Regions from separate parts of the Homo sapiens genome. Here all the other regions are linked to region 1. A link is a loop called in an ENCODE intact Hi-C map of the cell type or tissue named here. Cell type or tissue: heart right ventricle. All regions are shown on one strand.

Region 1 (8,000 bases):
TGTAATCAGCTTTGCCGAGACTGTGTCGTGTGTCCAGATTCTAGAAACTTGTATTTGGCTCAAGGTAACTCTGTGCAAAGAGAGTTCCAAGATGCTGGGCTTGCAAGGCCTGGCGCCTGCATATTGCCGCTCTGCCCTGGGGGCTCGGTTCTCCTGGATGCTTCTGCAGAACATCTGGGGAGCATCACAGGACACTTTTAAGGGATGGGAGAGAAGGTCATCTGGAAAGGGCAGATTGGCCTGGCCGAGACATCAGATGAGGTCTCTGCAGGCTGCAGCGCCTGTCCATCAAGACTCATTTAGTAAGCACTCTGTGTGCAGAGAACATAGGTGACCTCAGGGGATGCGTGGAGTGCACTCTTACTGGGAGAGACCCATTGTGACAATAGGATCATTACAGATGGAACAGAAAATAACTCAGGCAAGCCAGCTGCAACGAGAGGCAGGGCCCAGCGACAGCGCCTGGGTGGGGCCTGGAAGAGTCTCGGTGCCAGGGCCATTTGTCCCCTAGGTCAGACTGCGGTTTCTTGTCTGTAGGATGGAGAGGCTGGCCTGGTGAGGTCCAAGGCCCCCTCCCAGCTTTAATGGTCTGTAATTCCAGCCTTCCACTGGGAAAGGGCAGCAACAAGACAGGAGCTGCAGGCACAGGTATCAAAGTTAAAAGTGAACATTTCACTTTCCCCCAGCTCCCCAAATAAAAGTGGTTACTCCAAATTCAGAGCCAGCTTGCACTGGAGAATGGAGATGGTCACAGAAAGGATCTGATGAAGGCCTTCAGGCTCATACCGCAGTGCTAAGGGGCTGGCTTTGCAGAAGACGTTTCTGGCTTTCATGAACATGACCTGCTGCTCCTGCCTGATAATTGGGTTGTTCCCCTCCCCGCCCAAACCCTACCCCTGGCTTAAGGCTTTCCTGGGTGATGTAGCCGTGCTTTCGAGGCCCCTCATGCACTGACAGTGAGGTGAAGGAGGGCTCTCAGGACCGCAGGGTTCCCTGGATGGGAGGACAAAGGGGCAGTGGCCCCAGGGGTCTGCAGGCTGGGTCTGTGGCGGGGTCTGCCCAGAGCTGCCAGAACAGATGGGCGGACTGCCCAGCCAGGCCACAAGGACGCCAGCCAGCCTGGGGCTCGTGCACCCACAAGACCCATGTGGTTCCATTCCACTCAGGTCACTTTTCGATAACAATGCTGTTTTCTTCTGTTGTCTGGGGTGTGTGTGTGTGTGTGTGTGTGTGTGTGTGTGGTGGTGGTGTTGTTGTTATTGTTTTTAAAAATTCACGTTTCCTGTGCCCAAGATTTCCAAAACACCTTCCGCAAACTGCTCATCCCAGATGCAGTGTCGATTGAAGGCTTCCCCTACTTGCGTGCCCCCTACTTCCCCGTCTGCCACCCCAAGCAGAAGCTCCTAGCAGGCTCACAATGAGTTTTATTTTTCAGAGCAGAACGCGCTTGAGAATACCTCTGGTGAGATTGCAGTGGCTTGAAGAAGGTTTTGTTTTGAAAGGGAAAAACAACCAAGGGGAAAAGAGTGGAGACTTTTAGAGTGAGATTTCGGAGGCTCAGAGATGCCAAATGAGAAATGAGAGCTTTGGAAGGGTTCTAGAGAGAAATGCAAGCTTTCAGCTACATGGCATGGCATTTGCGGAGTACAGAGCACGTGCAGCCCCTAACCACGGGCGGGAGAGGAGCTTCTCCGTGAACTGCTCTCCACGCCTCTTTTATTAGTTAGACGAATTAGCTGCTGCGTAAGAAGTCTAAGACAGAAGGCACTGCTATCGAGAATGAAGCATTATCTGACATGCTTATGTCTATTTTATTCTGGGGCTCATCAGCACCCCACACTCCTCCCAGGCCGTTTCAAAGAGAAGGCACTACCTGGGGAGGCTGGCTCTGCCTCATCTGCGGCACGTCTCCCATTCCTCCGCCCATGGGACTCAGCTGCAGCAAGCTTCACACAGCACTTTACAGACTCCATCCGGTGCACTTCACAGCTGCGTGAAACTGCAGGCCCCAGCCTCCCTGCTCGGGGCTCCTCTTATCACTGCCCATCCTTGCCAGAGCAGCTGGGGTGTCAGCACGGGGCTGGGAGAGGAATATGGAAGAGGCTGGGAGGAGCCTGAGAAAGATGGAAAGGGTGGGGAGGAAGGAAACCCGGGCTGACAAATGCCACCTGCCTAAGAGGGTCCGCGTCCTAGGGAGGGTTCTGCTGTCCACTCCCTTCCTGAGCACTCATCCCTGGGGGTTCCTGCGTCTGTGTGAAGACAGGGAAAGGCTATCTTGGCTGAGGACTGTTGTGTGGTTACTCTCAGCCACAGAAGACAGCAAGAATGCGAACACAGCCGCCAGCAGGGGAAGGGGGCCCCCATCTCTGGCCGCTTGCGCTCCTGCTCACCTGTGCCGTGAGCGTCTACCCTGTTAGTGGCCCCTCTATGCACGGCCTAGTGCTCACTCTCTCTGCCTGTCTCTGTCTCGGTTTCTTTTTTTCTCTCTCATCTCGAACATACTTTCCAGCCATAAGCCTTCCTTTGACACCTCTGCTTCCAGCTGGGAGGCAAACCTCGGGGAGAGTCTGGCCAGGGTCTGGAGGCTCAGTGCCCTCTCTCCTAGGCTCCTGGGAACTCTATGCTTGATGAGGGGTAGGGCGAGTCACAGTTGTCCTTGTGGCTGGTGGAGAACTGACTTCAGCAGCCCTCACTGTCCCTCACCCCGAGTGCATCCCAAAGTCTCAGCTGAAGAAAAAGAAGTTGGCTGGGCACGGTGGCTCATGCCTGTAATCCCAGCACTTTGGGAGGCCGAGGCAGGCAGATCATGAGGTCAGGAGTTCGAGACCATCCTAGCTAACACCGTGACATCCCATCTCTACTAAAAACAACAACAAAAAATTAGTTGGGAGTGGTGGCCCGCGCCTGTAATCCCAGCTACTCAGGAGGCTGAGGCAGGAGAATTGCTTGAACCCAAGAGGCGGAGGTTGCAGTGAGCAGAAATGGAGCCTCTGCACTCCAGCTTGGGTGACAGAGGGAGACCCCATCTCAAAAAAGAAAAAGAAAAAAGAAGTTGGAAATTTTGCTTTGATCTCCATTCCAACTTCACCTACAACCCTTTCATGTTGTCATCTTTGATATCTGTGCCTACATCTCATTTGGCTTAGAATCTACAGAAACACTGAAATTCATAACGGCTAAGAGTGGCTGGGTATTTTACTATGTACCCGGCAAACAAGGGTTAAGATAATTTAGGCAAAGTGCACAAAGTCACTGGCTGGTCAGTGGTGGAGCCAGCATCGCCCCACAGCCTGGGTTTTTAGGCACTCCAGAGGACAGAGAATATGGAAAATGATGCAGGTAGGAAGCTGGTGAGAGACACAGAGAGCCCCAGGGAAGCGGTGCTCAGTGCCCTGCAGACAGGTGCAGATAAGGTTCTTTTTCCCCATGCCATGGCTGACCTAAGACACATGCACCACTACGAGAGGCAGAGACTTCTCAAACCATACAGCCTGCATTTGCTGGAATATCACTAATTTCAAACATTCTTTCTTGTTGCCAGACACTTCCAATGTGACTCTAAAAATCAAGTCAATGTGAGCGTAGAGATTTTGGAAGCTTGAGCCATCTGTCAAAACATTGAAAATATCGTTCAAGGACAAAAATTCATATATACAATTTCAGAAAATGAATTTTCTTCCCTCCGTTTCCCATTGCCAGCATGTAGGTTAAGTGGAGGTAAGGAAGATGGAGCTAAGAGAGAAAAAATAGTTTAAAGAATTTAAACAAAATCACCAGAGCATTTCAAATGCAGTGTTCATTTTAACTGAAATACAAAGCCGGCAGCCACCCTCCAGTTTGGTTCCAGGACCTCTCTGCAGGGCCCCTGCCTACAGCCAGCACCAGATGGAGCTGAGTGGCCTCCTTCAAAGTGGCCATCGGGAAGCCATAGTGGGTTCCAGGGCCCTTGAGGAGGGACGTCTCCTTCCACTGGCAGATAAGGGTATTGCTGACCTTGCTTACTCAGGGGCTGGAAGGGATATGAGACTTTGCAAAATTCTGCCCAGAAAGTTCTTGTATTCTGGGGTGTGTGGATCCCCAGAGTCTGAAATGCTTGTGAGTACTTTGCTGTCTTAGGTAAAGACTAATCTTAGGTAAAGACAGCACTTTGCTGTCTTAGGTTCGGAAGGGAATTAATCCCACCTAAAGATAGTTTGCAGTACTGCTAGCGCCTAACTTCTGGGAGCTCTTGTCTTGCTGAAACTAGAAAGGCTATTTTGGGCAATGTGCAGTGAAGGTAGATGTGGAAAGAAAATGGAGCCAGCTGATTTGAGTTTCAGGCCAAGACTCGCAGTTTGATCTTCTGGCTCTGTCTCTTCCAGTGACTGGCTCAGGGGGCTACATTGAGAACCTCCTGTGAAGTAAGGGCTCCTGGAGGAAGGAGTGAGCATGACCATTTGGGGCTGACTCAGTCCACTTGAATGACTTGTCAGTCTCTTGGAAAGGCAGAGTCCTTAAACATCACTGTGTCCTTTGAGACAGGGCCCCCTGACTTCACATATCTGTCATCACACTGCAGTTGTCCACTTCCCAAAAGCCTCTTTTATTATTTTCTGTTGTTATTTTATCTTTGTTTTTAATTTTTATTTCCATTTCAAGGGCCTATGTGGAGATTTATTACATATGTAAATTGTGTGTCATGGGGGTTTGGTATACTGATTATTTTGTCACTCAGGTAACATGCACAGTACCTGATAGGTAGTTTTTCCATCCTCACCCTCCACCCAGCCTCCATCCTCAAGTAGGTCCCAGTGCCTGTTGTTCCCTTCTTTGTGTTCATGTGTCCTCAGTGTTTAGGTCCCATTTATAAGTGAGAACACGTGGTATTTCGTTTTCTGTTCCTGCATTAGTTAGCTTAGCAAAATGGCCTCCATCTCCATCCGTGTTGCTGCAGAGGACAGGATCTCATTCTTTTTAATGGCTGCGTAGTGTTCCATGGTGTATATGTACCACATTTTCTTTACCCAGTCTACCATTGATGGGCATTTAGGTTGACTCCATGTCTTTGTTATTGCGAATAGTGCTGTGACAAACATAGGTGTGCATGTATCTTTATGGTAGAATGATTTATATTCCTTTGGGTATACCCAATAGTGGGATTTCTAGGTTGAATGATAATTCTGTTTTAAGTTATTTGAGAAATCATCACACTGCTTTCCACAATGGCTAAATTAATTTACCCTCCCACCAGCAGTGTATAAGTGTTCCCCAGAAAGCTTTTTTTTTTTTTTTAGTTTTTCTAGCAGCCTTGCACAGACATCAGCTGTTTGGATCAGTTCCCTCTAGACTTCCTCTCATCATTGCAGTTGATTCTAAAATCTGGGCAGAACAGGAAAGAAGGAGAAGGGACCAGAAGATAGAGAACTTCTGCTTCTTCTCATTTGTTATTCTATTTCTGTTGATACTTGCTTCAATTACTATAAGTAGCTCTCTGGCTTTTAGAGAATCTTCATGTATTTTCCCACCTTCACATCCAGGGACTCCAAGTTTCAGTTTAAGAAATCCTGGAGTAGTTGGTGGTATTCTACCCAGTCTATGAAATAAAGTAAGCAGGCTACACGTGAAATTTCTACCCACAGAAAAACTTTACAACAGCCTCTTTGGAAACATTCTTTGGGGAGTATGTCATTTACTAGGAAGCCGATTCTGGATAATGCCATAAAAAGGCTTACCTTAGCTCATATGCCAAATCCTTAATCAAATAACAACGTATAGCTGGAGCCTGCCAAGACTTGCTGGATAAAAGCCACCATGGGCCGGGCGCGGTGGCTCACGCCTGTAATCCCAGCACTTTGGGAGGCCGAGGCGGGTGGATCATGAGGTCAGGAGATCGAGACCATCCCGGCTAAAACGGTGAAACCCCGTCTCTACTAAAAATACAAAAAATTAGCCGGGCGTGGTGCGGGCGCCTGTAGTCCCAGCTACTCGGGAGGCTGAGGCAGGAGAATGGCGTGAACCCGGGAAGCGGAGCTTGCAGTGAGCCGAGATTGCGCCACTGCAGTCCGCAATCCGGCCTGGGCGACAGAGCGAGACTCCGTCTCAAAAAAAAAAAAAAAAAAAAAAAAAAAAAAGCCACCATGATTCCTCCCTACAGGACTATAAGAAGATGGAATCCAGTGCATTCTACACAATATGAATGAATAAGAGAGTGAGGAAAGTTCCTCAGTGAATCTGCTACAAGTACCTTAGATGATAAAAAGGCTGTTTCTTCCTATTTTTATTGCAAAGAGGTCTTTGCCAATTGGCGGAGCTTGCTGCTTGAATGAACAAATGTCATTCTAACTTTGAATGCTGCTGCTTTTAAAAAAGCCCATGCACATGTTCTCTGAACCAATCACAGACCAGTCATAAATGGTGTTAAACAGGCAGAGTCAGGCAACATGTCTAACTATGCCAGAGGGAAGAAAAAATGGAGAAAAATTGTACTTTCCTCATGAAAATAATATCTAAAACTCAAGATGCTAATAAAACCTAATGAAACTAAATTTCAAATTAGATTTTTCAGATTTTTCTGAATAGAAAAGGCAAAGGTTGCATAAGATTTATTATTTGATTTTTTCTTCCAATACCTCTATATTTATGAGAAAATGATCTAAATGGTTTAGCTTTTGCCTGAGTAGTTTAAATTTTTCAATATGGCTCCTTAGAATATTGGCAAGGGAGCACAGTTGACCATTTGGAAGGCCACCTGATCTAAATTCTAAGCACCTGAAGGATCATATCCAAAGGTACGAAATGATGCTGAGGTTTCTAGGGTTCTTCTGATGAGTAGGTATAGAGGCTGGAAGACCAGAATCCATCTATCTATTCACCCACCATCCGTCTATCCATTCATCCTAACATCCAATTATTCATTTATTAATCATTAAGAGAAGGGGTTGAGGGAAGGATATCTTTGAATTGGTCTTAGAAAACTGTGTTCTATAGGAAGTTACAAGTGACTCTCTTAAGGAAATAGAACATGACGTATTCATGAAAGAGATGAATTTCAAGGAATTAGGACAAAGACTCCCCAGTCCAACATGACTGCTCAGCATACGATTGATTCATGTGTTGAACATTGAGTCAGAAGCTGGCTTAAAGCTGAAAATAAAAAAGGCTCATGATGTGTGAGCTGTCTGAGCATCAAAGAGAGTGGTCAAGTGTGGGTTTCCCATGAAACTGCCGTATGACCATGAAGAAGGCTTGTGGTAAGGGAAACAAGCTGAAAAAGAAGCCTTTCTCACATCTTCAACCATTGCTTCAGAAGTTGTAAAACTCGAATAATCAGGAGTTTGCCAGCTAGAAAAAAAGGGAAATTTTCAACTTAATAGATCAACCTCTTTGTCAATGTTAACATATATTGTATTTATTAATTTAAGAATAAACTCTATGCCAAAATATTTGATAAGAAACTGTGCACAGAGAAAGAAATACTAGCTGATTCAATTGAGAATTTAATACAAGTAAAATCTATGTCAAACAAGGTAGATTATTCATAAGATAATTAATCACAGCCTTTCGTGTCAATAAGAGTTGGCAAAAGGATTGTTAATTCACTCAACAAATATTTACTCAAAGCAGGAGAACTTTTTCTGTGCTGTATGGAGCACTTCATGCTACTTCACCAAGGCTGATGTCATGTGGAAAATGGCCAGTGATTTTCGTGTCCACCCTGTAGTGTGAAAAGAAACATCAAATCAGGCTAGACCAAAGAAGCCACCCACAAGGAGTCCCTGGATGTGAAGGTGAGAAAATACACAGAGATTCTCTAAAAGCCAGAGAGCTACTTATAGTAATTGAAGCAAGTATCAGCAGAAATAGAAAAACAAATGAGAAGAAGCAGTAGTCCTCTACCGTCTGGTCCCTTCGCCTTCTTTCCTGTTCCGCCCAGATTTTAGAATCAACTGCAGTGATGAGAGGAAGTCTAGAGGGAGCTGATCCCTCTAGGGACAGCTGATGTCTGTGGCAAGGCTGCAAGG
Region 2 (8,000 bases), 200 kb before region 1:
ACAAGTAGAAAGAAGATGTAATTCCTATCTACAAGAAGCCAATGGCTATAAGATGAGCAAAATGTCAAGAAATCTAGAGGTGGTGTAGAAAAATTGCAGACTTTTTGGCCAGAAGATTTGTGTTTAAGTTTCAACCTTAGTACCAAAGTGGACAACCACTGGCAAATATTTTAACCTCTCTTAGAGCCAGTTTTCACACCTTTCAAGTGAGAATAACAATAACTACTACCTTAGGAGTTGTGATAATGGTACATGAGGCTAATAAAAATAAACATACCTTATAAGCTATAAAATGCTATTAAATATAAATGTGTTTTCCGCAAAGCAAAACAGTGAAATGTCAACTTAAGAAAACTTTCCCCTTTAAGGTTTTTTCACTTATGAGATTAGAAACCCATCTTTGGCTTGATTAATAGTGAGTTCTTGCAATCAAGCATCTCTGAGACTTGTGTGTGTCAGACAGCAGAGAGGATACGATGGCATCCCAGGGTCAATCAAGCACAACGTGCACTGTGGTCCTGGCATGCACTATCAACTGAAGCTGTGTCCACCAACAAGCCCATGCTTGTCTTTGTCTGTAGAGGGTGATGGAAAAGCCCATTGGGGAGGGATGGACACAGTCACCTGGAGTGTCCATTCACTTTCCTCCTCCCCAATGCCCTGCACACAGATTGTGCATCCAGCTCTGGCTGTGGACCTGTGGTGTCGTGATGACCTGGGACAGAGAGCAGGAGGACGTTCCCTTTGGTGCCTCTCATTCCCTATGTGCTGGTTAGCACATCATTAGGCCTGATGGAAGGCTCTGCCAGGCCCTCCCCCACCGAGGGCCCCATCAACAGGTGAGTGGGGTCCATTTTGCTGGAAAGACTCTGGAAGGCTGGAGAAGAGACTGAGTGCTCTCTCTCTCTCCTATGGGAAGGCAGTGAGCTAGTGCCCTCTTGGGAATGCAGTGGGAGAACTCACCAGATGCTTCCAGCAAAGCCGGGAAGTGCTAGTGAATTACACGATGATTTCCACACTGTTTATCAAAGATCTTCTGCTCCAATATAAAGCTCCCAAATATGGTATTTCATGATGTGGCTGAGATGTGGCCAAGTGTCCAAGACACATAAATATTTATGAAATAAGCAAGCAAATGCACTTGGAAATGCATTTCTGCCTCAGTATTAATGCGGTGGTCATTGGCATTGATTCTCAAAGTGAGGCCATTTTATGGATCATTCCCAGCAGGGACTAAGAAAACATATCAATGTCCAGAACTTTTAAGATCCAGGAAGCACAGGGGGAGAGTAATATTTTCCAAGGGAAGGTAACATTTTTACACCCAGAGAGTCAGGAACCCCATTCAGTGCTGAGCACAGGAGAATTCAGAGGCATTAGCTTCTGTGAGACTTGGGTTCGAGTCCTAGCTTTGGTCCTCTCTGTGACTATGTGCAAAAACTCCACCTCTCTGAACTTCAGTTGCTTTGTCTATAAACGCTGTCCATGTCTCATGGGGTTATTGTGACGATTAGATGAGATAATATGTATAAAGTGTCTGGCCAATATCATGCACTCCTTAAATATTAGTTTTCCTTTTCCTTGAATTATTGTATTTGTTTTGAAAACCTTGGGTTCTACCAAATCTCACATTCCTTCCCCAGGACGTTCCTCTCAGTCCTGGTGTGTATATGCAGTGAAAGTGAATCCACATGGTCTTCACTTGTGTCTACTAAAAACATCAAAATGTTATTCCAGAAGATTTGTTTGATGTTCAAAATACTAAAGCGGCAGCACTGAGTGGCATGCTCTGAAGATGCCTGTCTCGCTGGATTTTAAAGTGGCACCAGTCAATGCCTTTAGCATCCCTCCACTTACAGTGGTCCTAGAGATAACATGGGCTTATAAAATAGCAAAGCCTGGCACATGATTGCACTTTTTGCTGTAAAATGCTTTCACAAATATTTTCCCATTTAATCACAAAACAGCTCTGTGTGTGTGTGTGATCAATGCAATTGTTGTCCAGCCTTACAGATGGGTTTAAGTAGAATCTCAGAGGTTTCACGCCACTTGTCTAAAGGCAAAAAGCTGATAATTGGCAATAGTAGGTTTCAGATCATATTTTCAAAGGTAGAGCATCCCACAGCCACCTGGAGCCTAGAAATTAGAGGCTGTTCAACATGATTCATCTCTCCCTTTGCCTTACTTTTTCTTGGTTTCCTATGGGAATTTCCACAGGGGTTTTAGCATTTAGAAAGATCTCGTGGATTCATTGCTCAATGAGCAAAGTCACTGAGGGCCGGGCTCAGTGAAAATTTTGCAGGCTGAATAATTAAAAAAAAATCTGGGAAGGATCACAAAATTGAGGGCCAAATGGGACCTTCAGAGGTGCTCTCATTCCTGGAGGCATTCAGGATTTCATTCCACAATTTTGATTGCAGTCCTGCTGTGTGCCGGGCTCTGTGCAGAATCATGACAGCCAGTGTCAACCATGGTGGATGTAGTCCTAGTTGTCAGGACTTTAGGGCCAGTCTTCAGCCAGCCCTCTAAGTTCACAGGTGAAGGAAGAGACCTGAAGAAGGGAAATTACCTTGCTCCAGGCCACGTGGCTGGTTAGAGGCAGATTCACACTCGTCCAACTCCGGCTAAGCTTCACCCCACTCCCACCAAGGCCACTGAATTTAGAAGAGAAAAGACACCCAACGCAACTCTTTCCTCTATGTAGCAGTGGGAAAAGTACAAACGCCCATCTTCCTGGAGAGCTGTCCCAAAGCTTTGGATTTTTCCTCTGATCGCTATGACATGGTTCATAGTGTCCACTTGATGGGTACTCGTGGAAGGAAAATCAGACGTGTTTCCATGGTCCTCACCTGGTGGCTAGGTCTGGGTCCCACTTGCTCTCAGCAAGTGGCCAATGCCACCCCTATGGTCCTATGGGGGCTGGGGAAGCCTCTCAGTGCGCACTCCCCGGCCACCTCTTCATACTTGGGAAGGTCCAGTGTGCCCTGAGCCCCATTGCTCCTGTCTCTGCTTGGGACCACTGCTTTCCAGGGGAGGAAGGCCAGCTCCAAGGAAAGTTCAGATTATTTTAGGTGGGGCCTCATAAACCCAGGAAACAGGAAAATAACCAAAAGAAAAAAAATCCCCCTGCACAGATGGGGGATTGGTCCTAAAACATCAGGCCCTGTTCTGTCTAAATCAAGACATCTGGTCACTTTTTTTCGGCAGGACAAAGACTCTTTTTTTTCCCAAGCCAGGATTTTATGTCTTTAATCTTTTCCAGAAGAAAAGAGTTCTCATTACGTCTGCATCTTATCACATCACTGTATATCATAAAGATGCCGTTATCGCCTCTTCCTTCTGATTAACTGGCCCTGAGTGATTCTAGCCAGTGTTATTAGCTGTGCTCTAAAAACAATGACACTAGTATCACCCAGCCATCAACAGAGGTCAGCTTCATAGGCACTGTTGAGTAATCCACAAGAATCTCTGCAAGCTTTTCATAATAAACAATGACGAGAACGGTTCTTTGTCCAAACCATGGCTAAGAGAGCCTTTCTGCGCAGATATGCTTTGGCACCTGCAACTGGAGTTTAAAAGCCTCCAGCAAGCTCAAGTCCAACATGTGGCCTCACTCGTTGGCTTGGTTTCCTGAGTCAGAACAGCAGAAGGGACTGGAGATGTAGCACCTGGTGTCTTAGGTGGCCAAGCAGCAAGCAGGTGTTATCCCTTTATAAATTAACCATCCTTTGGAAAGGAGCTTGACAGAGAAGAGAGGTTTTGTCTCCAAATTTTAAATGTGGAAATAGAAACAGACATATGGATATTAGAATAACGTGCAAGGGGCCAGGCACAGTGGCTCATGCCTGTAATCCCAGCGCTTTGGGATGCTGAGGTGGGAGGATTGCTTGAAGCCAGGAGTTCGAGACCAACCTGGGTAATAGCAAGACCCCATTTCTACAAAAAATAAAAATAAAAAAATTAACCAGGCATAGTGGTGTGCCCCTGTAGTCCCAGCTACTCAGGAGGCTGAGGTGGGAGCACATAAGTCCAGGAGCTTGAGGCTTCAGTGAGCTATGAGTGCACTTCTACACTCCAGCCTGGGTGACAGGGCTAGATCCTGTCTCTAAATAACAAAAAAGAATGGCATGCAAGAATGACCATGATAGCAGTGATGACTATGATGAGAACGATGTGCTGACAATGCCAGTCACTCATTTCACAGTAGTGCCCTGATGTGGGAAGTACAGGATGGACGCTTGGGGAGCAGAGCACAGCGTAACTGACCCCATGGTCAGTAGTTTTCAAACATGGCTCCCTGTTAGACTCACCTGGTCTGGCCAGCCTACCCACCCCCAGCACCCCAGGGAGTCTGATTTAATTGTTCTGGGTGAGAATGGGGCCTGGGCATTGGTACTGAAACTCTCCAGGAGACCTTCCTTTGCAGCCAGGGTGGAGAACCTCTCCCTTTGATGAAAATAACCCAATCAGGTGGGATCAGGAAGGAACGCAACAGTCAGTGCCTTTTCAGCTCCTTCAAGAATAGGCAAGGTGAAAAGCGAGAAAGAGGTATATTAGTCAGGGTTCTCTAGAGGGACAGAACTAATAGGATATATATGTATATATATACACACACGCATATATATACACAGACACACATATATATACACACACATATATGTATACACACACACACACACGCATATATATGTGAGTTTAGCAAGTAGTATTAACTCCCATGATCACAAGGTCCACAATAGGCCATCTGCAAGCTGAGGAGCAAAGAAGCCAGTCCGAGTCCCAAAACTGAACTCGGAGTCCGATGTTTGAGGGCAGGAAGCATCCAGCAGGGAGAAAGACGTAGGCTGGAAGGCTAAGCCAGTCTGGCCTTTGCACATTTTTCTGCCAGCTTTATATCCTGGCTGGACAGGCAGCTGATTAGATGGTGCCCACCCAGATTGAGGGTGGATCTGCCTTTTCCAGCCCACTGACTCAAATGTTAATCTCCTTTGGCAACCCTCGAAGACACACCCAGGATCAATACTTTGCCTCCTTCGATCCAATCAAGTTGACACTTGGTATTAACCATCACAGATGGTCTAGGAGAAGGGAACAGGAGTTGGCGTGAGGCCTAGAGGTGAGGGACAGATGCCTACTAGGAGGAGCTGGGGCCATGGTGCAGGGTAGGAGCATTGCAGCTGAGTCGGGACAGGGTGAGAGTGGAGATGGAGGAGCAGGTAGGGGAGGGGTGGGGAGGGCTTTGTAGGACAAGCTGCAGGGTCTGCATGTCCTCCTGAGAGCTAAGGGAAGCCACTTTGGTGGCATTTCGCAGGGTAGATGGCATCAGATACATATATAAGTAAATAAATAACATGATTGTGGCTGCAATAGGGAGAACGGATTGGAGAGCCACAAGGCTGGAGGCCAGAGGCCAGGGAGGAGGCTGCGCTTTAACCCGGGTGAGAGGGGATGGTGGCCTGGGCAGAGGGAATGGCTGCAGAGAGGGATTCACATTATACTAGGAGCCGGAACTGCCATTTCACAAGGAATTGATATGGAAGGTGAGAGGAGGAGTCAGCGTTTCCCAGGTTTTCCTGCCTTTCTCAGGAAACGCAGTGCCCCTGCGACTCCACACTCACCACCCCCTCACACTCCTTGTGGCCCTCCCCCTGCGCTAATCTCCTGCTACTCCGAGTCCACCAAATCCTAGGAGCAGCAAGGCTCTCTCCTGAGAAGCGATCCCCTTCCAGAAGATCGCAGCTGGGTGAGTCCCGTGTAGGTCTCCTCTAGGACTATGTGCCTTTTAATCCAGGAGCTCCACCATCTTCCCATTTACTTCGAGAGGGCCATAGCACACAGAGGTGCTGGCAGGGCCAGGCCTCTCCCCGCATCACCAGCGGTGACTCTACCTCCTTCCAAGCTTCAGGATGCCCCTCCCTTCCACTAGCCCACCCGCCCTGCCTTCCATTCATCCGGCGCTGGCTCTGTGGGAACTGTGGCTGAAGTCATGTGTGCAAAAGCATACTCTCTAGGAGAGTACACAGAATTCACAGGCCACACTGAAGCCTTGCTTCATTTGACTGCTCCTGGGACCCCATCACTGTGCTGACTGGGATCCTGAGCCTGAGCCCGCTGGTCCTCGTCAGGGGTGATTTCCTGCTAGGTTTGCTTGCCCTGGGATTCACGTCCCTCAGCTTCCCTGCCTGGACTACCACTTCTTAGCGTTGACATCCTGCTGTTCCTGCAAAATCTCTTTGGTTTAGGAGATACTAAGCCAATTCTGTCTCAGTGAAAGTTTGTCAGGAGCTGAGTGATCTCTGTCAAAAGTCAATCATGACTGGGCAGAGGTAGATACGAGGGGAGGACGGGAAATGACACAGGGGAGGAAGCAGGCTCCGGGAATTAGGCCGGTCAGGGTCACACAACAATAATACCTTCCCTTTGCTACTTGTTTATTCTATGTGCCTAAAGAAGGTCTGCAGGCACAAGCCTCAATTCTAAGTCAAAGCACATACAGCAGCACAGCCAGTGCGGTGAAGTCCCCACGGCTCCTCGCGGCTGCCTGATCCCCATCCCATGGACATGCAGCCCATATGTGTTCGCTCCACAGAGATGAGCTAGCAGAGCAGGACAAAATCACACCTGCCCCCTTGGGCCCATCATTGCAGCAGACACCAGAAATAGTGGTTTGGTATTGCACAATTTGTACATTTCACGATGAGCAAATGGGATTTTAGGTGATCTTGACTTTCCTTTTTCTTCTTTTCTGTGTTGTTTGAATGTGTTATCTTTATAATCATAAGAAAAACAAAGCTGTATGTTGAAGAGAAATTTGGAAGGCATTGTCTAAAGAGACGTGCAGTAAAAAAGAATAGAATAATGTCTTTTGCAGCAACTTGGATGGAACCGGAGGCCATTAGTCTAAGTGAAGTAACTCAGGAATGGAAAACCAAATACTACATGTTCTCACTTATAAGTGGGAGCTAAGCTATGCGAACATAAAGACAAACAGAATGGTACAATGGACACTGGAGACTCAGAACTGGGGAGAGGAAAGTGGGGTGAGGGTTGAAAAACTACATACTGTATACGATATATACTACTCAGGTGATAGGTGCAGACCTCACCAGTATACAATTAATCCATGTAGCCCAAAACTATTTGTACCCCTAAGGCTACACAAAAAGAAATGAGTGAGTAATTTTGTTCAAACTAAAAGCTTACCTAGTTGGCTAAGCCTAACAGAGAAATGCTACTATTGAGCCTCAGAGAAGCTTGGGGGCCACCGCGACCACGTGTGCAGCCTGGAGAACCGAGCTGGACTGAGTTTTGCTGGGAGTGACAGTGAAATGTAAGTAGAAAAAAAAATCAAGTTATTGGGGAACTTGCCCACAAGGGCCATGGAAGGACTCCTTGGGTGAACAGAGCGAACTCTAAGACCCTGTCTCTGGGAGGCAGGTGACACCGAACACCTTTGAGGCTGGTGTACTTCGTCTGCTGCAGCCCACTGTCCAGCCGTCTTGCCTCAGTGAAATGAGGCAAGTGAAAGAAAATGCTCAGAAAAGCATCTGGGCATCTCAAATAGATGGTCCAGGCCCTTGGCCTCAAAGATTTTGAATGAATTCTGAGCCTTTTCTCTTCCATGTCATCCTGGTCTGGGACAGGCCATCGATGCCTAACAGCGCCTGCTGCTCAGGGCCATGGATGTGTTGACGTTGCTGTCATGCCCCATCTGTGGCCATCAGGGAACCGTCAGCATGCTGCCCCGCAGAGCCAGTCCATGGACGCACCGTGGCCATGCTTGTGGCCTAAGGGCATCTTGGGAGAGCGGCTCCACAGTTGTTTGTTTCCTCCCCCAGGTGCGCATCAGCAGGGCCTGAGCCCGGGGCCAGCAAGCATGGCAGGCTCTTGGTAGTGTCCTTAGTGCACACAGTCATCTTCCCTCGTGAGTCTGACCCATTTCTTTTAGCCATAGATGTTTACGTTGGTCTTTTGTTCTTTAGGATGAGTTTTCTCTTGTT
Region 3 (8,000 bases), 210 kb before region 1:
AGCAGGGAAGATGTGCCCAGGGGGAGGCTGGGAATGCCCTCTTGCCCTGGGAGATGACTGCCCTCCTGACCACGTGGCACACAGCATGAGCGGACTTTGAATATGTGCACTTCTGTTATGACTGCAACTGTTTCCTTGGGAGAAGGAACCAAAGTAAGGAGGTCCCGTGTAAGCCATTGATACCCGAGGCCCTGCAATCTGGCTTCTCCCTGCCAAGGGCATCAGAGAGAGCAAGGCTCTCAGTGTACTAATCAACCTGTGTCCGTCAAACACACATGGCTGTGCTATGCATGGCACAGGGGAATGACGTGATCAGTAGTAAGAGGAAGAAGACAGACTGGAAAAACCCAAAATGTGTGATATCTTAATAGAAATCCCATGATTAAATCAAGGATCAAGTTTTTTTGTTTTTGTTTTTTTTTCAGATGGGCTGTTAGGGTCCCTTAAAAGCCACATTCTCTGTCCTGGCATAGCCATCCTGGGTTGAGTTCAACAAGTGTGTACTGAGCCCAGGACATCTATACATAGGCAGGATATGCACACAGATCATTGCACACAGGGAGCATCTAAGGCCCCCTGCTGGTGCTGGTGCTAGTGCTAGGGTAATGAAGACAAGACATTTGTCTCCAAGAATCTCGCTGTCTGACTGGGGAGGCCAACATGGCAACGTGTAATTTACAAATAGCATGTGGAGTGCCCTGCTATTTGTGCTCAGGGACAGGGAGGCACAGAGGAGGCATTCTCAGTTCAGCCCAGGGGTCAGGGAAGGCTTCCTGGGGAAGGTGTCTTTGGGAATTAGGATGGGTTTCTCTGTTTGAGCACATCATCACTTATTTCCTTTGCACCGAGTCTCTTGAAAGCTGATACAAAGCGAGCTTGGTAGTCTTGCACTGGAGCTGGTTTGGCAGGTTGAAATCTGGATTAGTAAACCAAGGTTTCCCTGGATTGTCTAACTTAGTGGATACCTTGGGACAGGCTTCCTACCTCACCCTGCTGCAGTGTGCTCTCCTGAAACAAATGCCACAAATGCTTGATGTGATTTGCCACTAGCTGGTGCCTGGGAAGTCTGGGTGCCCTGTGGCACTCCTGCCTGGGACAATGTAATGGATTCTGGCAAATGCATGTCTCCCAGGCACTGGAAGTGCAGAGAGCCATGAGCTGATACTAGAGGTAGCTGCACTCACGTGCCGAGTGCAGAAATCGTACATCCATTGTTTACACAATCATAAATGGGAGCGTGACATTAAAAGAAGATTAAAAGAAAAAGGAAACAAGGAAAACCCAACCAACCAGGAGAACAAAATCTTTAATCCTAAACTCCCATGAATCAGTTTGAAACCAAACCATATATTTTTAATTTATTGAACTGAAAAAATAAGGGCATCAGATTGTTTTAAATTCAGCAGATTTCCATTTTGTTTGGCTTCCTGGCCACCTATAGGATGACTAATAAGAGGATTAAAGAGGCTGGGTGTGGTGGCTCACACCTGTAATCCCAGCACTTTGGGAGGCTGAGATGGGTGGATCACCTGAGGTCAGGAGTTTGAGACCAGCCTGGCCAGCATGGTGAGACCCTGTCTCTATTAAAAATACAAAAATTAGCTGGGCCTGGTGGTGGGTGCCTATAATCCTAGCTACTTGGGAGGCTGAGACAGGAGAATCACTTGAACCTGGGAGGCGGAGGTTGTAGTGAGCCGAGATTGCGCCACTGCACTCCAGCCTGGGTAACAAAGAGCAAAACTCCATCTCAAAAAAAAGAAAAAAAGAGGATTAGAGAGAAGCTGGAGCATCCTGGCACATGGCAGTGATGAGACATCAGGCTCCTTCCACTTGACTGCTGGAGAGCAGTTGTGTCATCTGCCCCCAGGTTTCCAGTGGGGCTGGTGGTTGAGGACACCCATGCCCCATCAGCAACTGTGCCCAGGCCTCCTCAGCAGCTGGAGGTTATTCTCGGCTTCTCTTTTCCACGTCTTGACTCTCAACTCAGTTTCCTCAACTGCAGAATGGAGATAATGCATGGCCTGCCTCCTCCATAGTGATTTTGAGTTTACTGTATTTGTATATATCTATATTGGAGTTAACTTTCATTGGGCTAGTTGACTTCATATTGAATTTTATAGACTTACACTGTCCAATACAGTAGCCACTAGTCACATGTGGCTATTTAAATTTAAATCTAAATTAATTAAAATTAAATAAAATAAGAGAGTGACATCTGTGAAAATGAGGGAGTAAGGATCTTCAAAAATTCCCACCTCCGTACAAGCAATGAGAACAGTGGCAAAAACTGTCAGAATCAACTTTTCAGGACTCTGGAAGTTAACCAAAGGCTTGCAGCAACTCGAGAAGTGTTTGCTCAAGAAAAATGTCTGAATCTTCATAAGAACAATGAGTTTTATGATGTTTTAATTTGCCCTATTTCCATACATACCCTTATCCCCTGGTCTCCATGGTAGTCTTGAAGATATGCAGCCTTCAATTACAGAGAAAACCAGCAGCCACTGGAGGGGGCAGAATAGGGATGGAGTGCCTTCAAAGGCCTATTTCCAGAGAGTTGTCAGCATTTGACCTTTCTGTTGGTTCCCTGGAAGATCTCATTCTCAAGGCTGTCTTTATTTGAGTTGACTTGAAGCTTTCCAAGTGTAAACAGACTTTTCTCCAGGGCTGTTTGTCAAAAAAAAAAAAAAAAGAAAAAAAAAGAAAAAAAAATCAGAGGCAATTATTGAACATCTCAGCGACCTGGATAACAGTTCACTGGATAACAGCTGGGGCAAATAAAAGGCTGACCAAAAAGCTTAAAAAGAAATTTGGGAAGTGAGACGTCCATACAGACTTTGAAAAGCTCCAACGTATTCCTAGGTCTCTAGAGAGCCATATTCATGCCCAGGGCTGAGCACATTCTCAGGAAAGACTGGATAAGGCCATGAGCTCTCATATTTGACTAGCCTTGAGATTCTGCACAAGTGGGAAGTGAACGATAAGGCAGAGTTGTAAACAGCCTGGCTGAGTCACACTGAGCAGAGACTGGTAGACTTATTGGTTCCAGGCACTTAAAGATGGCCTCTTTCTAATCATTAGCTGATCACAAAGCTAACCAAACAGAGATTTCAGTGGCCACAACAACAAAGGACATGGAATTTACATAATTAGTTCAGAAAAATCACCAACCAAACAAGCAACACATAAAGCAATGAATAACAAGAGCAAAATACTCTAGGGAGTGAGGTGTGGGGGGGATCTGATTTTCAGAGTTTCCATATTATATTTGCAAGAGGACAGATCCCTAGATGCCCTTGGCCAATCCAGCTCTTCCCCACTCTTCTTGTAATTCTTGGGCAGAATGTACCAAGGATACAATGTCCAGAGATAAGGAGAAAATGTCTGGAACAACCACAGCTGTGTCCTTATTCCTCCCAGAACAGGATGTTCTGCAATGCTCAAGCTCAGCAAACAAAGTGACATCCAGGGTATAAAATGCAGAGCAGAGTGCTTTCAGGGTCCCTCAGCTGGGATTTCACATGGGGCAAGCACAGATGAGACTCCATCTGCCCTGGGCAGCTTTCCTGAGCCTTGGGGGACTGGCTCACCATAAATCCTAAGCTTCTGTTTATCCTTGCTGCCTATTTGTGAGTAATAAAATCTGCTTTGCCTGACTTGTGTGAGTGTTCTGTTTCACCAGACTAGACTTAAAAGCCTTTGCAATATTATTTAAAATGTCTAGTTTTCAACAAAAATTATGACACATGCAAAAAATATGAAATATAGCTTTATAGAAAGGGGACAATAGCAATTAATAGGAACTGTGTCTGAGGAAGCCCTGATGTTGGACTTAGTAGATGAAGACTTTAAATCAATTACTTTAAATATGCACAAAGAGCTAAAGAAAATTATACACAAAGAAATAAAGGAAACCATGAGGATCTCTCACCAAAGAGACAATGTCAACAAAGAGGTGGAAATTATAGAAAGGAAGCAAATAGAAATTCTGGAGTTAAAAAGTACAATAATTTGAAATGACACATTCACCAGAAAGTTTCAAAAGAAGATTTGAGTAAGCAGAAGGAATAATTAGTGAACTTAAAGATAGATCAATGGTTATTATTCAGTCTGATGAGCAGAAAGAAAAAATAATGAAGGAAAATGAACAGAGATTAAGACACCTATTGAACACCACTGAGTGGGACCAACATAAACACAATACAATCCCAGAATGAAGAGAGAGAGACAGAAAGGGCAGAAAAATATTTGAGGAAATAATGGCCAAAAACTTCCCAATTTGATTTAAAAACCATTAATTTAACATCCAAGAAGCTCAACGAACTCAAAATAAGATAAACTCAGGCTGGGTGTGGTGGCTCACACCTGTAATCCCAGCACTTTGGGTGGCTGAGGCAGGTGGAACCCTTGAGCTGAGGAGTTTGAGACCCACCTGGGCAACATGGTGAAACCACGTCTCTACTAAAAATACAAAAATTAGCCAGGAGTGGTGGTGTGTGCCTCCAGTTCCGGCTATTCAGGAGGCGGAGGTGGGAGGATTGCTTGAGCCCAGGAATTCTAGGCTTCAGTGAGCCATGTTTGTGCCATTGCATTCCAGTCTGGGCAACAGAGTGAGACCATAAGACTCTGTCTTCACACCCCCCAGCCCCCCAAAAAAAGACAAACTCCCACACCTAGGCATGCTATAATAAAACTGTTGAAAGCAGTAAGAGAGAAGTGACTCATCACATATAAGACATACGTAAGAAATATTTTCATCGGAACCCACGGAGGCCAGAAAACAGTTGGATTACATAGTTGAAGCACCAAAAGAAAAACACCGTCAACCAAGAATTCTACATCCAGCAAAACAATTAGTCAAAATTAAAGAAGTAATTAAGGCATTTCCAGATAGACAAAAACTGAGATAATTTGTTGCCAGCCGATTTGCCCTATAGAATATAATATACAGGCTGAAATAGAAGGTCATTAGTAACTTGAAGAAATCCATATTAAGAAATAAAGGGCACAGAACCAGATAAAGGTAATTACATAGGTAAATATGGAAGGAAAATATAAATGTATGTTTCTTTTGAACTCCTTTTATTCTCCTATGTGATTTAAAAGACAACTGCATAAAACAATACAGATTGATCACATTCTGATTCTTTTTAGTCTTTATGTAGATATAGTATCATATGGGTCAATCATAGTTTTCCATGTGCCTATAGATTGCTGTTTTCTGCCTTAAATTTTCTTAAATTAACAAATTAAAAAATTGCATATATTTATTGTGTTCATGTTGTTTTGAAATATGTATATATTATGAAATGGCTAAATCAGCTAATTAACATATGCATTACCTCACATACTTATTTTTGTGGTAAGAATACTTAATACCTAGTCTCTTATGTTTTTTGTATTTTTATTATTACAAATAATACTGAAGTGACCATCACATAGATGCATTGGCATACTTTTGTGAGTGTTTTACCTGTAGGGTAAATTCTTAGCTGAGAAGTTTTGAGTCAAAGGCTATATGTAGGTAGAATTTTTATAAGTTTTGCCTATTGATTTCCCAAGAGGATGCTCCACATTACATTTCTGTTAATAATATATGAGAGTGCCTATTTTTTTACCCTCACTAATACTTGGTATTATTAATCTTTTAAATTTATATCAATGGACAAATACATAATATTTCACTTACATTGCATATATTTATTTTTGAATTAGGTTGAGCATATGTTCAAACATTTTTGGCCATTTATATTTCTGTTTCTGTGAACTGTTTATTGGGCCTTTCATAAGCCTATTAATAGCTGGTTATCTTCTTATTTAGTTGTGAGAGAAAAGCCAGATTTTGGGGGATCCTAGTTACCCTATTCAACTTCGGGGAAAATTCTTGATCTCAGTTGGATTCCCTTCCTTTGTCTGTGGAATGGGAGTGGATGAGCATGCTTTATGGAGGTGTGCGGTATGCCTCGCACATCTTTGGTGCTCAGTGAGCATGAATCTCCTTCCCTCTCCAAAGCGGCAATGGCTTATGTTGAGCTCTGCTCCAAGTCTCTCTGCCCTCCTCTTCTGCCAGCGGCCAGGGAAAGCACTTTGCTTTTAAGGGCTCCTGCAACTAGGTCAGGCCCACTGGACAATCTCCCAATCCAAAGGCCAACTGTGCCATGGAGTAGAACCTAATCATGGTGTGATATTTTGCCACACTCACAGGTTCTGGGGATTAGGCATGGCATCCTGAAAAGGGGTTGTGCTTTTTAGAATCCTTCCTATTCATACCATGGCCTTGGGACTTTTTCTTTCCTTTTTTTTCAAATACAGACTTGGGTGGAGCCCTGCTAGACAGAGTAGGTGAAAGTGGAGCTGCTGTGGGTGGAGACGGGAGGGAAGGCTGGGGCTCCCCTGGTGGGAGCCATCAGAATGTGATCAGTCTGCATTGTTTTATGCAGTTGTCTTTTAAATCACATAGGAGAATAAAAGGAGTTCACTCAAGGCAAGACCCCAACAACTGAAATCTTCAATTTGAATGTTATGGGTTGAAGGCATTGAAGGCTACTTCTTGGATCATGGGCTCCACTGGACAGGGTGAAGCATCAAACCGTTGGCACCTTTCTTAAATAGTTTATTTTATTTTATTTTTTTATATACATTTTAATTTAATTTTTCTAAAAAATATTTGTTTTTCATCTTTTTTTATACAAACTTTTGCTTACCCTCTGCTTTTAAAATTTTTATTTTTTATTTTTATTGTTATGGATTTAGGGATACAAGTGCAGCTGTGTTAAATGGATATACTGGGCCAGGTGTGGTGGCTCATGCCTGTAATCCCAGCACTTTGGGAGGCCAAGGTGGGCAGATCTCCTGAGGTCAGAAGTTCAAGACCAGCCTGGCCAACATGGTGAAAGCCTGTCTCTACTAAAAATACAAAAAATAGCCGGGTATGGTGGTGGGTGCCTGTAACCCAGCTACTGGGAAGGCTGAGGCAGGAGAATCATTTGAACCCGGGAGGCTGAAGTTGCAGTGAGCTGAGATTGCATCACTGCACTCCAGCCTGGGCGACAGAGTGAGACTCTGTCTCAGGAAAAAAAAAAAAAAAAAAAAAAAAGAGGATATACTGTGTAGTGGTGTAGTCTCGGCTTTTAGCGGACTCACCACTGACATAGTGTTCATTGTACCCTGTAGCTAGTATTTCATCTCTAACCCCTCCTGCCCTCAATGTCTATTACTCCTCTCTGTATGTCTGTGTGCACCCGTTGTTTAGCTTCCACTTGTAAGTGAGAACATGCAGTTCTTGGCTTTCTGTTTTTCTGAGCCATTTCACTTAGGATAATGTTAGCAGTTTATTGGGGTAGCTGTTGCTGAAATAGGGTCCTGAATGGTTCAGCCACAGGACCAATTGGTTTGGATAAAACAGGAGAGAGAAGCACCAGATCCTGATGTAGCTGAGGGGCCGCAGGGAAAAATCCTGTGACATCAGGGGGCTGCCTGCCACTAAAGGGAGCCCTATGGCAAAGAGGAAAACAGGTCTCTGGGTGTGAGGGCCAGGCCTGGCAAGACGCCGCATGGGACGCAGAGCCAGACAGACAGAACGCGGACAGAACGCGAGCAGCTTTATGAAAGGCCGCTGTGTGCCGCACTGACTCTCCAGGGGGGCAGGAACCAGGCCTGGAGGCGACAGGGCCTGGAACAACAGGAGAAACACAGCCAGGAACTGAGCTTAGCTACAGCAGGGACAGACATCTTCAGGACACTACCACCACTGCCATCCCCACGAGGTCCCCGAGGCTCAGGACTGGACGCCAGAAGCGGCCTCGCAGAGGTCAGGGTCTCCAGCGTGCACCGGCTGGAAGCCCGGATCCCCACCCATGGCTGCCGCCTGTTGCTCCTCACATCAGCATCTAACTTTTTTAGTTTTGCCCATTTCACTTGTTTGGCAGCAGAGGCGAGTGGGAAAGGCAGTGTTCAGATTCCCACCTCTGTGGGACAGGAGGCCGGGCCGAGGAGGCTGGAAC

The links. Hi-C counts contacts between places; a loop is a spot of excess contacts. Peaks named below come from ENCODE experiments on the same cell type or tissue, not always from the same donor. Only the 100,000 strongest peaks of a DNase experiment are listed, where the experiment ranks them.
Region 2: a loop joins it to region 1, with 4 times the contacts of the local background. A loop is called at or near these places in 9 of 110 quality-filtered maps.
Region 3: it touches region 1 in a loop (2.8-fold over the local background); 8 of 110 quality-filtered maps call a loop at or near these places.

The regions. Positions count from the first base shown.
Region 1 is chr18:10,245,531-10,253,530 of GRCh38, forward strand. No RefSeq gene overlaps it. Among named protein-coding and RNA genes, the nearest start is that of LINC01254, 160 kb to the right of the region's middle. In heart right ventricle, a CTCF peak has its summit at 3,900 (motif pointing right); DNase peaks (open chromatin) are centred at 243 and 2,091; H3K4me3 peaks cover 862 bases; H3K27ac peaks cover 3,179 bases.
Region 2 is chr18:10,048,922-10,056,921 of GRCh38, forward strand. No RefSeq gene overlaps it. Among named protein-coding and RNA genes, the nearest start is that of VAPA, 140 kb to the left of the region's middle. RefSeq lists a silencer at 3,331-3,625. In heart right ventricle, no CTCF peak of the experiment used is centred here; a DNase peak (open chromatin) is centred at 3,560; H3K27ac peaks cover 4,667 bases.
Region 3 is chr18:10,037,895-10,045,894 of GRCh38, forward strand. No RefSeq gene overlaps it. Among named protein-coding and RNA genes, the nearest start is that of VAPA, 130 kb to the left of the region's middle. RefSeq lists an enhancer at 6,142-6,683. In heart right ventricle, no CTCF peak of the experiment used is centred here; DNase peaks (open chromatin) are centred at 2,897 and 3,517; H3K27ac peaks cover 3,956 bases.